Linked DNA regions of Homo sapiens: regions 1, 2 and 4 are each linked to region 3. Evidence: chromatin contacts called from ENCODE Hi-C or POLR2A ChIA-PET data. All regions are on one chromosome and are shown on one strand. The core of a region is the stretch at or near the end of the contact, and the rest is flanking DNA. Distances in the headings are between cores, read along the strand shown. Region 1 holds the start of RGCC (regulator of cell cycle). Region 2 overlaps DNAJC15 (DnaJ heat shock protein family (Hsp40) member C15). Region 3 has its middle 32 kb from the start of LINC02341. Region 4 holds the start of EPSTI1 (epithelial stromal interaction 1).

The links. Hi-C counts contacts between places; a loop is a spot of excess contacts on that map. ChIA-PET counts read pairs that join two places held with the same protein, here RNA polymerase II (POLR2A). Pooled maps may share reads with other maps.
Region 1: a map of naive thymus-derived CD4-positive, alpha-beta T cell shows a loop between it and region 3 (3-fold over the local background). The contact joins the promoter of RGCC here to the enhancer-like site in region 3. A Hi-C loop is called at or near these places in 1 of 168 maps with a recorded cell type or tissue (naive thymus-derived CD4-positive, alpha-beta T cell), 1 of 37 single-sample maps with no recorded cell type and 8 of 50 pooled maps. POLR2A ChIA-PET finds 5 or more read pairs at or near these places in 1 of 52 experiments (activated CD4-positive, alpha-beta T cell).
Region 2: a loop to region 3 is called in a pooled map, with 4 times the contacts of the local background. The contact joins two enhancer-like sites. A Hi-C loop is called at or near these places in 1 of 168 maps with a recorded cell type or tissue (naive thymus-derived CD4-positive, alpha-beta T cell), 11 of 37 single-sample maps with no recorded cell type and 12 of 50 pooled maps. POLR2A ChIA-PET finds 5 or more read pairs at or near these places in 1 of 52 experiments (activated naive CD4-positive, alpha-beta T cell).
Region 4: a pooled map shows a loop between it and region 3 (6-fold over the local background). The contact joins the promoter of EPSTI1 here to the enhancer-like site in region 3. A Hi-C loop is called at or near these places in 1 of 168 maps with a recorded cell type or tissue (GM12878), 8 of 37 single-sample maps with no recorded cell type and 13 of 50 pooled maps. POLR2A ChIA-PET finds 5 or more read pairs at or near these places in 4 of 52 experiments (activated B cell, activated CD4-positive, alpha-beta memory T cell and activated naive CD4-positive, alpha-beta T cell).

The regions. Positions count from the first base shown.
Region 1 is chr13:41,455,413-41,458,853 of GRCh38, forward strand. It overlaps RGCC (regulator of cell cycle), which reads left to right and starts at 2,138. Exons shown (of 5, transcript NM_014059.3): 1 at 2,138-2,344; 2 at 2,873-3,058. The coding sequence starts at 2,296. RefSeq lists a silencer at 1,911-2,750 and enhancers at 2,324-3,001, 3,051-3,180.
Region 2 is chr13:43,043,997-43,047,056 of GRCh38, forward strand. The region is part of intron 1 of DNAJC15 (DnaJ heat shock protein family (Hsp40) member C15); the gene reads left to right. Among named protein-coding and RNA genes, the nearest start is that of DNAJC15, 22 kb to the left of the region's middle. RefSeq lists enhancers at 1,602-1,651, 1,752-1,811, 2,153-2,828. Within about 2 kb of position 1,680, at least 16 of the 41 ENCODE cell types and tissues checked have a DNase peak (open chromatin) inside an H3K27ac peak, as active enhancers do.
Region 3 is chr13:42,391,172-42,394,254 of GRCh38, forward strand. No RefSeq gene overlaps it. Among named protein-coding and RNA genes, the nearest start is that of LINC02341, 32 kb to the right of the region's middle. Within about 2 kb of position 1,725, at least 3 of the 41 ENCODE cell types and tissues checked have a DNase peak (open chromatin) inside an H3K27ac peak, as active enhancers do.
Region 4 is chr13:42,990,878-42,993,967 of GRCh38, forward strand. EPSTI1 (epithelial stromal interaction 1) reads right to left here and starts at 1,364. Exons shown (of 11, transcript NM_033255.5): 1 at 1,101-1,364. The coding sequence starts at 1,288. RefSeq lists enhancers at 1,378-1,497, 1,758-1,997.

The sequences.
Region 1 (3,441 bases), core at 888-3,387, 940 kb before region 3:
ATTTTAGGAAGAGTATTACAGGGCTGTGTACACCCCCTGCGCTATTGGGAGTAATATCATCCTCTCTCCCTCTGGATAGTAGGAAGAGTTTCATAGGGGTGTGTACACCCCCTGTGATATTGGGAGTAATATCATCCTGTCGCCCTGAGGAGAGAAGCCATTTCGCTACTGTCTCCTGTCTCTGAAGAGGAGGAGGAAGTAAAAGTTGGAAAACAACAGGAATGAAGTCAGTGTCAAGACCAGCCGGTGGCAATGAGGAGCCGGCCTGAGGTGAAACAATCAACCCCCGTGACTCTAAGTACATGTGCTCTCAATCCATCAAGACCCTTTCACGTGGAACCCCTTAAAGCTGTAAGCCCTTAAACGGGCCAGGAACTCTGTCTTCCTTCCGGGAGCTCGGCTCTTAAGACGCGAGTCTGCCGAAGCTCCCAGCGGAATAAAAAAAACTCTTCCTTCTTTAATCCGCTGTCTGAGGGGTTTTGTCCGCTGCTCATCCATGCTCCATTTCTTTGTTCCCTGACCGGGAATCGAACGCAGGCAGCAGCGGTGAGAGCACCGAATCCTAAGCACTAGACCACCAGGGGAACTTAGAACCTTGTGGGAAATAGATTGCGCACCATTAGAAGTGGGTTGGCCATCAGAAGGAAGCCTGGACAGGTCCCTTGTTTCTAAGGCGTGGCACAAGGTAACTGGTAAAGATACCTAGACCAGTTCCCATACATAGACACTTGGTGACAGCTGGTGCTAGAACCCCCACAGTGGCTGAGGGCATGCAGCAGCAATACTAGTAGCAAAGGGACAGATAGCTAAGGAAGGATCCCGCTCCACTCACCCAGGGAAATCAACTCCTGAAGTTCTGTTCGACCCCACATCAGAGGATCCATTGCAGGAGATGGCACCAGAGATCCCAGTGGTGTCCTCCCCTTAACAGGGAAAGAGGCTCCCCACTCTTGAGCCCACAGTGCTTGTGCCTCCACAAGACAAGCATATCCCTAGGCCACCCAGAGTAGACAAGAGAGGAGGACTATTCATATGATTAGTGGTCATTAACATATACTCCTTTGTGAGGTGTATGTTTCAATGTTTTGCTCATTTTTAATTTTTACCAGGTTGTCTATTTGTGATTACTTTGTAGATGGGTCTTTCTATATTCTGAAAACAAATCCTGGCTGGGTGCGGTGGCTCACGCCTGTAATCCCAGCACTTTGGGAGGCTGAGGTGGGCAGATCACCTGAGGTCGGGAGTTCGAGACCAGCCTGGCCAACATGGACAAACCCCGTCTCTGCTAAAAATACAAAAACTAGCTGGGAGTGGAGGCTGAATGTTTCACTCCGTTACATGTTAATTGCTCTACATTTAATTAGCCGTCTGTGGTGAGAGGCGAGAGGCTAGCGCCTAGCTCAGCGCACAGTCCAGGGCGTTCGCCCCCGCAGGCCGCGGGGCAGGGTGGCTCGTTACTCCGTGGACACTGCAAGGCGCCCTGTTCGCGCTGCGTCGACGCAGTAGTTTCTTCCCATAATAAACCCCTTCTAGATAAAGTCAGGCTGGCGGGAGCGCCCTGGACCGTAGTTCAGGCCCCCGCGCTCCGCGGTGGGAACAGTTCAGGACTCCCCCAACTCCTGCCCCTCTCGCCCCGACCCTCTCCACTCCGCCCGCCCACCATCTCGGAAGTCCCCTTGGGACAATGCGTAGGGGACCTCCGCGTCCCCGACACCCGACTGGGACACGGCCGCGGGCTCCTTCGTCCCTCACCGCCAGCCAGGGAGGCTCTGCATGCCCACGTCCACTTCACAGCCGAGGAAGCTGCGGCTCGCGGAGGTGCCTGGCACGCGGCGGGAAGCAGCAGAGCTCGCGCCCAGCAGTCAGCTCTGGTGACGCCGAGGACACCGCGTGGGCCGGGTTGTCAGGGCGCGGGGGCGAGAGGCGGGTAAATATTTGGGGCTGTAACCGGGGCTTCGGCGACTCCTCGTCACCGCGGTTCCAGGGCGGGCGCGTGGCGAGGGCGGTGCCTGGGGGCAGGGGCCTCCTCGGAGGGCGGCGGGGACAGACCCGTCGCCCCGGCTCCGCAGCCCCGCCCCGGCCCCGCCTCCGCTCCGGCCGCCGAAGGCTATAAGATCTAGGAACCCGAGCCGGTGGTAGGGCGGGCGCGGACCGTGCTGGGAGCGGCGCGGCTGGAGCGCAGCGCCGAAGGGACTGGCAGGGCTGAAGTGTGCGGGACAGCAAGCCCCCGAATAGCCCCGGCTGCCACCTCGCAGGACCCAAGGCCACGCGCGCCGGGCCCAGCTGAGCCGCCTCATGAAGCCGCCCGCGGCGCAGGGCAGCCCCGCGGCCGCCGCGGCCGCAGGTGAGTGCGGGGTCCGGGGTCCCCTTAAAGTCTCGGCTCTGCAGATGGCGGGTGAGAAAGGAGGGGCCCCGTGTCGTCCCTTCACACCCCCCACCCTTCCATCCTCCCCGGCGGGAACCTGTCCCCGGTCTTCCCGCGCGGGCGGCTGCAGCCTCCTTTCCGGCCCGGGCTGGCCCCCATGTCCCACCTTCCCTCCACCACCAGCTCCGCGCGCGCCCGGGGTTGGGGGGAGCGGCGGGGACAGGTAACCGGCAGCGCCTGGGGAGGAATCTGGCCGCGCCAAGTCGCTGGGTGACCCTGGGCCTGGCGAAGGCTCAGTTTTCTTGTCTGTAAAACGGACTTGGTAATAGAACGCACTTCGGGGGTGGTGGAGAAGATTACAAGGTAACAGCGACTGCGTGGCTGTCACTTGGCAGAGGCGCCAAGTGTCAGTTATCTTCGGGAACCGTGGCGGCCCCTCCTGGCCCTGGGAGGTGGTCCCGCTGCCCCCCTGACTTCCGTGCACTGAGCCCCTGGCCCTGCCCGCAGCCCCGGCCCTGGACTCGGCGGCCGCGGAGGACCTGTCGGACGCGCTGTGCGAGTTTGACGCGGTGCTGGCCGACTTCGCGTCGCCCTTCCACGAGCGCCACTTCCACTACGAGGAGCACCTGGAGCGCATGAAGCGGCGCAGCAGCGCCAGTGTCAGCGACAGCAGCGGCTTCAGCGACTCGGAGAGTAAGTGCGGCCCCCGCTAGGATGGCGCCGGGATCTCCCAGCTCCCAGGACCTGCCCCGCGAAGGCTGCGGCCTCAGTTTTCTTATCAGTAAACTGAGGAATGGTTTCCTGAAGCTCAACGCAGTAGGCCGAGTGGTGGCGGGGCCCCTGACGATAATCACGGGAAAGGTCGCTGGAGGGCAGGTTGGTTCACTTGCCGCCCACGGGTGTGTCACCAGGCAGGCGAGTTTAAGCAGCTTGTCCCGACTCAGCCAGACAGGACTCCCTGGACCTGCACCAGGCCTTTCCGCAGTTTCCCTCCTCTTCTCCTTTCCGTGCCTCTCCCCTCTCAGCTGTAACTTTGCAGATGTGGAACAAGTGCCAGTGGAATGAGGGGGCACAGT
Region 2 (3,060 bases), core at 430-2,929, 650 kb after region 3:
TATTGTCATTTTATTGTGTCTGACACTTTTTCTTGAATGTAAATTCTCCTCCCCTCCTTATTCTAATCTGCATGTATAATACCTCTTTTACCCAAATTATATTGATTTGCCAGCAGTCTTTCTTGTTTCCTCTCTTTTTTTCTCCTTTCCACTTGCTGTTGTTTAAATTCAAAGAGTTTTCTTTGTGGAGACTGAACCTAATAGTAAGACAGCATAAAACACTGAGTTCAGCAGAAAGTGATTTGCTTGTGATTAACCCTTGAGAATTAACTCACTGCAAGATAACAAAGAATGAATGTTTTCCAAACATCTGGCTCATTCTTCTTTTCCATTAGTAGATGAGACCTCTCCATTTACCCTCTAGGTGTTAGGAATTCTCATACTGTTTCACTTAGGCTTTATCATACTCGTCACGGCATATTGTTAGAAAGTAAGTCCAAAAGAGAGTTCATGACATACCCTTTCTCTGCCACAGACCTCTCACAGTCCTTGCAGCAAAAGGCAGTTAGTGTCATTCTTTTAGTTGTTCAAGACAATAACCTTGACTCTTCTCTTTTCCTTTTAGTTGCTCAAGACAACTAAAAGGTCCTTTTAGTTCCTTTTGGTTGCAAAGACTTTATTTTCTTTGTCTTCCGAGAGACTTTTGGATATATTTACCTGGTCCAGGGTATTTTGAAGCATGACCATATGTTAGATTCTTAATTACGTTTAACTAGCATTGTCCATTATATTTTCTCATTTCAAAACCTTGACTCCATATCCAGTGTCTCAGCAAATCCTATTGGCCTTACCTCCGAACTCTATCTAGTATCTCACCACTTTCCTCATTTCCATCATTAATCGCTGTAGCCCAAGTGACCATTATCTCTTTCATGGATTATTTTAATAGACTTACAACTCATCCCCATGCCTCTGCTTTTCATCCTCTACAATCTATTCTCAACATGACAAGTAGAATGATCCTTAGAATTTTAATTGAAATAATCTTAGGCCTCTGCTCAAAACAATGATGTACTGTATCACTCGGAGAAAAGCTAGTCTTTATGTTGACCATATAAGGCCCAGCATGATCTGCTCCCCTTGTGACCTGTTCGACCTTGTTGCCTATTTTTTTCTCTTTCTCTTCCTGCTGTATGCACACTGGCCTTCTGGCTATTCGTTAGGCACACTGGGCACACCTGTGCTTTAGGGACTTTACACTTGTTCCCATTGCTAGTCCAAAATCTAAGGAATCCTTTTTCTTGCTTTAATTTTTTTCCAAAAGTCATTTTTTTCAGTGAAGCTTGCCCTACTCACTTTAAATTTGTTGCTCTTGTAGCAGGACAAGCCGCAGGCAAAACCTCTCAGACATCGAGTTGTAGAAGGAAGGGCTTTATTCAGCTGGGAGCATCGGCAAGCTACTGTCTTAAAATCCAAGCTCCCCGAGTGCACAATTTCCGTCCCTTTTACGGGCACACAACACTAAAGATTTTATATGAAAGGGTTGTGATTGATTGAGCAATCTAGGGGATATGTGACGGGGTTTCATGCACTGGTAGTCAGAGTGAAACAGAACAGAGCAGGGAGTTTCACAATGTTCTTCCATACAATGCCTGAAATCTATGGGTAACATCGGGTTCTAAGTCATGAGTTGATTTTTAACTACTAGGTTTAGGCCATGCAGGCTCGGGCGTGGTTTTGGGCCTGGGGCCAGGCTGCCTGTCTTTGATTTCACTTCCTTGTTTTTTTCTTAAAACAGGTACTGAGTATAAAATATAAAACAATGTGAGAGGGTCTCTCTCTTCCCTCACTCTCACCATACAAACACATACCTACTTCTTTATCTGCTTAATTTTTTTCCATAGCACAAATCACTGCGTAAAATAATTATATATTTTTCCTGTTAAAATTGTTTGTTGTCTGTCTCTCTTGCTAAAATGTACCTTCATGAGGATAGGGATTTTGTCTGATATATCCCTAGGGCTTAAAATCATGACTGGCACATAGTAAATACTGAGTATTTATTGAATTAATTAATGAACCAGTCAGAGATGGGAAATAGCCTTCAAGTGCCTGTTTGCTAAATTACCTAACCTTTTTATTGGGAGTTTATTTTCCTTAATGTTTGTTTAACAAATTAGTTATTCTTTCATGTTTTCCACATAACCTGTGGATTATCTTCATTTTTTTTTTTTTGTAAGGAAATTTACCAGACATAAGGTCCTAACTTTATTTTCTTTGTCTTCCGTGAGACTTTTGAATATATTTACCTGGTCCAGGATATTTTGAAGCATGACCATATGTTAGATTTTTAATTAAGTTTAACTAGCATTGTCCATTATATTTTCCCATTTCAAAACATAATTTCGGTCACCAGTATGGTACACATAAAATATGAGCTACAAGAGACATCTCGGTGGTGGTGAGAGACAGGACTAGTTGGACTTCCTAGGCCGACTAAGAATTCCTAAGCCTAACTGGGGAAGGTGACCGCACCTACCTTTAAACACAGGGCTTGTAACTCAGCTCACGCCCAACCAATCAGGTAGTAAAGAGGGCTCACTAAAATACAAATTAAGCTAAAAGCAGGAGGTAAAGAAATAGTCAAATCATATATCGCCTGAGAGCACAGGGGGAGGGGCAGTGATTGGGATATAAACCCAGGCATTGGAGCAGAGAGTGGGCAACCCCCTTTGGGTCCTCTCACATTGTACGGGAGCTCTGTTTTCATTCTATTAAATCTTGCAACTGCACACTCTTCTGGTCCGTGTTTGTTACGGTTCGAGCTGAGCTTTTGCTCGCTGTCCACCGCTGCTGTTTGCTGCCGTCGCAGACCTGCCGCTGACTTACACCCCTCTGGATCCAGCAGGGTGTCCACTGCGTTTCTGATCCAGTGAGGTGCACATTGCCGCACCTGATCAGGCTAAAGGCTCGCCTTTGTTACTGCACGGCTAAGTGCCCTAATCGAGCTGAACACTGGTTGCTGGGTTCCACCGTTCTCTTCCATGACCCACAGCTTCTAATAGCTATAATACTCACCACATGGCCCAAGGTTCAATTTCTTGGAATCTGTGAGGCCAA
Region 3 (3,083 bases), core at 475-2,974:
TCTGAAATTATTCAGTCACTCTCATTCCTCTATCTTCCTTATTTTTGTCACCTAGAATTTAAAATAAAAGAGTTATTTTTGATAGTTAGTAGTTAAATTATCAATATAATTTACCAGTTTCTTTGCTCACCATTTAAAATAAATTTGTACTCCTTCTTTGTGATCCTTTTTCCTCTTGAGGAACTATTTTTCATTTAGTGAGTGTCCGTAGGTGTTAAAAGTTCTTAGACTTCATATGTCTAAAAATATCTACCTCACCTTCTTCTTAAATGATAGTTCAAATAGGTAAAGAATACTTATTTTTCCTTAAGCTTTGATCACATCACTCTTCTGTCTTCTGATATTTGTTGTTAATGATGAGAAGTCTGCTGTTGGTCTTATTGCTACTCTTTTGTGGATTGTCTTTTTCCCTGTTAGATTTTAAATTTTTTTCTCTATAGCAATGTTCTGCAGTTTCATTACAATGCATCTAGTTAGGAATATATATATTTGATGCCCAGTGTTCACTATAAATCTATGATTTTTTTCAATACTGGAAAATTATGAACTGTTAGTTCCTTCTATATATTTTTTTCTACACCAATTCTTCTATTCTTTCATTTTGGGGCTGCTGTGAGTCTTCTGTTGGAATCCCTCAGTCTGTCCTCTTGGCTTCTGATGACCCTTTTCATGTCTTCTTTTTATCTTCTGTGCTATCTTCTGGGCAGTCTGTGAGCTTCCAATTTCAATGACAGTATATTCTGTTTTCAGGACTAGTATTTGGTTGCTTTTCAGAACCATATATTGTTTATTCATATCTGCTTTTTTTGTTTGTTTGTTTCTCATAGATGTAATTACTTCCTTTATCTCTGAGGGTTTTAAGCATGCTTCTTTTAAATGCTTTTGAGATTGCTCAGGTGTTTCTATTTGGAGGGAGTAAATGTTGCTGGTCTTTGAGCTTGTTGTCTAACTTTCTTCCTGTTAAATTTTCTTTCAAATTTAGGTTTGTATGCTCTTCCTGAGGAGCTCACTTCTCCCCATAGCTCTGGGTTATTTTCCTCCCCAGTTAATGGTTTTGACATTGCCTCTGTCTGGTTCCCAGGAACTCTGTTCTGGATCCAGGTTGAATGTTGGTGGATGGGCTCTTACCTCATGTACTGGGGATACCTACATGTAGCCACTCAGCTGGTGGGTGGCTTCCCCCAGGACGGGGCTCCAGGGCTGTGCCTGCTTCCTGCCCATCCACTGGCCTATAGAAAGGCCAATGTTTTAGCTTTTCCACCTCCTTTTACAAACAAGGGAGCTCAGCACCATGCCTGGCTTCAGGTGGTGATCCTGACTTGGGTCCTCTGCCATATCTGGAAGGTTTTGCTCCCTGTTACCCCAAAAGAATCAGACTTTGGTCATCTATGCCTTCTTGACCAAGAGACCAAGAGGCCCATGGTTTTGACACTATTTATTACTCTTTCTTTTTCATGGAAGTATTTATCTGATTTTTCAGTGTGATTTTATTTTTATTGCAGAAATACATGTTTTACATATTATTGCTGTGTTTGGAGTAGAGATGAGGGGGCCCACAACTTGAGCTCAAAATGCCATTTTGCCAGGGAATATCTCTCCCTATTAATCTTTGTGTTCCCATGCTTGTCACATAGCAGGTGCTTGATGAATTTTGGTGGTTTGCTGTTACTGAGACATGGGCCTATTGGAGGCACAGAGGCCTGATGGTGAGAAAACCCCAGTTACCACAAAGTCAGGGAAAGCTCTGTCTGAGGCCCTCTTCTGTGACTTGGAGGCCTATCTCAGAAAGCTCTACTTCCTGGAAGGACTATCAGGGTGTTAAAGTGTCCTCGCTACTAGAGAGAGGACTGATCCTTTTAGTGCAGAAAAGCATCCTCATCCACTTATGAGCCTTTCGTGTAGTGTTTAAAGAAAGTGTTGTCATTTAAGCTGATTTGTGGCCCATCAGAAGACTCAATATCCCCAAATTTGGATTCCTGGGCCAGTGGGTCAGTGTTCTCTTCAGCAGACTGCCTCAGTGGTAGAGACAGGAGCTGCATTGATTGTTGACAGGACACCAACCTGTGTGAAAAGCAGGTCTCACATAATCTGTCCAGGCGATAATCTGCTTTAGGATTGATAGATGCCCTCTGTGGAGAAAATAAGTCAGTAATGTGCTCTCAGCAGGAAACTTTGTCAGCAGCGGGTTGTTAGAAGTAAAGGGTGTGATTACAATCTAACTTCAGTGTAACTTTGACTCTTCCGTGTGTTTTTCTCATTTATCTCATGAGTCATAAAAACATTTTGATGATTGCAGCAAAGTCTGTGGCTACTTAGCTCTACCACACTGGAAACACTTTATCCAGTAATAGAAAGAAATAGAGTGCCACATTGTTATGTTCCAGAGATCCAGCCTCCGCTCTTTCTTTGTCTTTTATTGGAAACTTGTGAGATTTGGAAGACTGTTCCCTGGATGCATTTGGCATCCCAGTTTGCTGAGAGTTTCTACAGTTCTGGTTCACTGCTGGCTCAGCGTGGTGTGGGAGACATTGGGTGTTTTGCCTGTCCAGCATCTATTTCCATTCTTCTAGGAACTGGATGTTTCTGTCTGGTGGAGAACGTATTCCACAACTGGAGCCAGACCCACCCTGCCACAGAGGAAGCCACGTGACCCAGGAGTGGTTTAGAAATGGGCACATGACCCAAGCAGAGGCTTCCCAGGACCTTTCTGTTGGAACTATTTGAAACTACTTTCATTCCACTGGAATTCTATGCTGGCAACCACCTTCTCACCTTTTGGAGAGCACCTGTCCAGCAGGTGCAGAGAGAGGCACGTGTATGATGACATTGTCTGAAACCTTACATCAGCCTTGCCCGAGGTCAAATGCATTTCAGTGAATAAACTCATGGATTTCTTTCTTGATTTAAGCTAATTTGAGTTGAATTTCTGTCACTCAAGACTGAAAGTGTCCTGACCCTTATGTGTAGGAGTTAGGAGTGAGAAATCATTTAACAGAATTCTTGAGAGCATGCTCTGTTTACATCTTCACTCATTTCAAGCCCAGGCTACTTATGATGCATGCCTGGCCCTTAGGCACTCTCAG
Region 4 (3,090 bases), core at 114-2,613, 600 kb after region 3:
AGAGGCAGCACTTCAAAGGCAGTGATGTTGTGATAAACCATACTGTTGAGTTAAAGTTCATTCCATTGGCTAGAAAGAGAGGCTCATGACACTTGCTTAATAAATGTTTCCCGGATACTCACTGCAGTCCCTGAACCAAAGACCAGGAATAAAAGCTACCTATCTGTTCCTGCATAGAGCACATATCAACATCAGGGATGAGAGGTACTATGGTCACTCACCTCCTCACTCTCTCAGCTCCACTCCTCTGGTTGTAAGAGGCTAGTTTATCTGCGAGTCTTGCTGGGACGTAGGCTTGCTCCTACCTAGAGGCAGAATTTGAACCTTCTACCCCATATCACATTTCTTGTTGACCCTTACCTGTTAGTGTCTGATACAGTAATTCCGTTTAGGACACCAAGTTTTGTTTTTCTGTTTTGTTTTGTTTTGAGACAGTCTCGCTCTGTTGCCCAGGCTGGAGTGCAATGGCGCAATTTCCGCTCACTGCAACCTCCGCCTCCCGGGTTCAAGCGATTCTCCTACCTCAGCCTCCCAGGTAGCTGGGACTACAGGCACGTGCCATCACACCCAGCTTATTTTTTATTTTTAGTAAAGACTGGGTTTCACCATGTTGGCCAGGCTGGTTTCGAACTCCTGACCTCAGGTGATCTGCCTGCCTTGGCCTCCCAAAGTGCTGGGATAACAGGCTTGAGCCAACGCGCCTGGCCCAGCACCAAATTTTTAAAAACAGTAAGGGAAAAGTTATTTCCATACTGGTTGGAGTATGAGTTCTGGAGATACCTGGAAAATGACATCTTACTGGATGCCTAGGCAGTTCCGACACACCCATATCTTTCAATCCTGTAGCCAGTCACAAAAATCAGGAAAGTAGTATTCCTGGAAGGAACCGGGCTGGTTATTTACCAAAGGACTGCAAACTAGCCGACTCAATTTATAAGGTGCGGCATGGATACTTTCATTTAAGCAAATGAGCTTTCATTCAGTCAAAATCCCTGTTGTTGGGCCCCTGTGGTTTTAAACTCCAAGGACCAAGGTGCTTGTGAGTGAGTATGTTTGGGGCCCGGGCTCCCGCCCCGAAGCCAGGTTGTTAAAATACTCACCGCCTCTGGCCCGCGTGCACGACGCTCTCCCGCGAAGGGCCCTTAGGGGCTGCCTCCAAACCCTCTCTCTGGTCTTCCACGGGGCTCAGCTCCCCTTGCCGCCCAGAAGGGTCCTGGGGATCCCGGGTCGGGCGGGAGGCAGGGGAGGCGCCGAGCCCGGAGTTCACCACTCTATTGCGGGTGTTCATGGTTCACAGCCCGCGGGTCCCGGGCCGCCGTCGCTGCGGGAGGGATGCGGCTGGGACGCTTAGCGAGTCTCAAGATGGGATTCCAAAGTGCAGAGGCAGCGGTTTTAACAGCTGAGTTTCGGTTTCTCAGAATCAGCAGCAGACTGCGCCCGCCCCAGAGAACTTCCCCACGTATTCTCCACTGAGGCCCCGTCCGACCTTATCGCGGGTTAACAGCCCAGGATGTTGACTTGAGCTGGCTTGGTCGGCTACAGGTGAGACGGTTTAAAGTCTCACAATCACCTTAGAGGTTAATCAGAATAACTGGGATCAGCCACGGACACCTGGTGAGCGATTAGCCCGCAGAGTGACTACAATCCTGAAAGATACTTGAGAAACTGTTTAACAGGCAACTCTAATTTGAGGTTACCGCTGGATATTTGAGACTGTAAAAAATATATTAACCTTAAAATACCAGAGATTAGGTCAATAACTAAAATCATCTCAACAAAATGTCGCCTTTTATCAGTAATGACTGCTGTGTGGCTGTTACCAATGCACATACTTTCAAGTTAGAGGAAATGGAAACTGAAATCAAAAGAAAACAAAAACCTACAAAGCCGGAGAAGTAAGCTAAGGTAGACATGATTCTCCAGGCAGCCTTGCTAAGTAATTGACTAGACATTCGAGAACTATTAAAAATACCTGCTCTGTGCAGAACAGTGTGCAACGGTGATGTGGGGACATTTTAAAATATGGATGTGTAAGGCTCAGTTCCTGTAGGTTCAGGGGTGAGCTCTGGCATTCATATTTTTGAAAAGCTCCCAGATGATTCTGATGTGTGCCAGGGTTGGTCACCAGGGTCACAATGCCGTCTACACAAAGATGAGTGAAGGCTCTTCCCTCATGCTACCTGCATTCTAGGAGTATCCTAGTAGACAGGTAAACAAATGGGAATGCCACTTTGGGATAAATGAAATGACAGGCAGCTGTGGAGGCACAGAGAAACTGGGGATTAGCCCTCTGAGTAATTCAGGAACAGGGACATTTGAGAATGAGCCACCAAAGACATAGGAATTCACCAAGAAGAAGGAGATGCTATGGCAGAGGCTTGTCACTTAAAATGACATGGTGTGTACTTAATTCCAGGGGTTGTCATGTGGCTGGAGCACCCCAGTCCTAGGTCAGCAAGACAGTTAGGAGCTGGACTGTCTTCCTTATATTATTGGTGCTTAGAACAAAAAGACACATACAGGTTTGATAGCTAATGAAAGAATGAAATTGAAGGGTGGGCCAGGGTGGGACAGGAGAGGAGAAAATAATGACAAGGAACATGGTAGGAAAGTCAGTCAGGATTTCTATGCCATCCTAAGACATTAGGGTTTTGTAGAGTAGGCCAGAGTTTCACAAATTTCAGTAAGCATCAGAACCACTTGGAGGAGGGTGCGTTAAAACAGATTTATGGCCAGGCACGGTGGCTCACTCCTGTAATTCCAGTACTTTTGGAGGCCGAGGCAGGAGGATTACCTGGAGATCAGGAGTTGAAGACCAGCCTAGCCAACGTGGCGAAACCCCACCTCCACCTGGGCGACAGAGAGAGACTCCATCTCAAAAATATATATATATAGTTTCTGATTCAGGTCTGGGATGGGGCCCAAGGATTTGCATTTCTAACAAATTTCCAGGTGATACCAATGATGCCAGTCTCAGGATCACCCTTTGGGAACCACTGTTGTAGGCAATGTGGAAGGCACAGGAAGTTTTTCAATAGGGCAGTTACTCAATAATATCTGTTTTACAAAGTTAGCTTCTAACAATGTGAA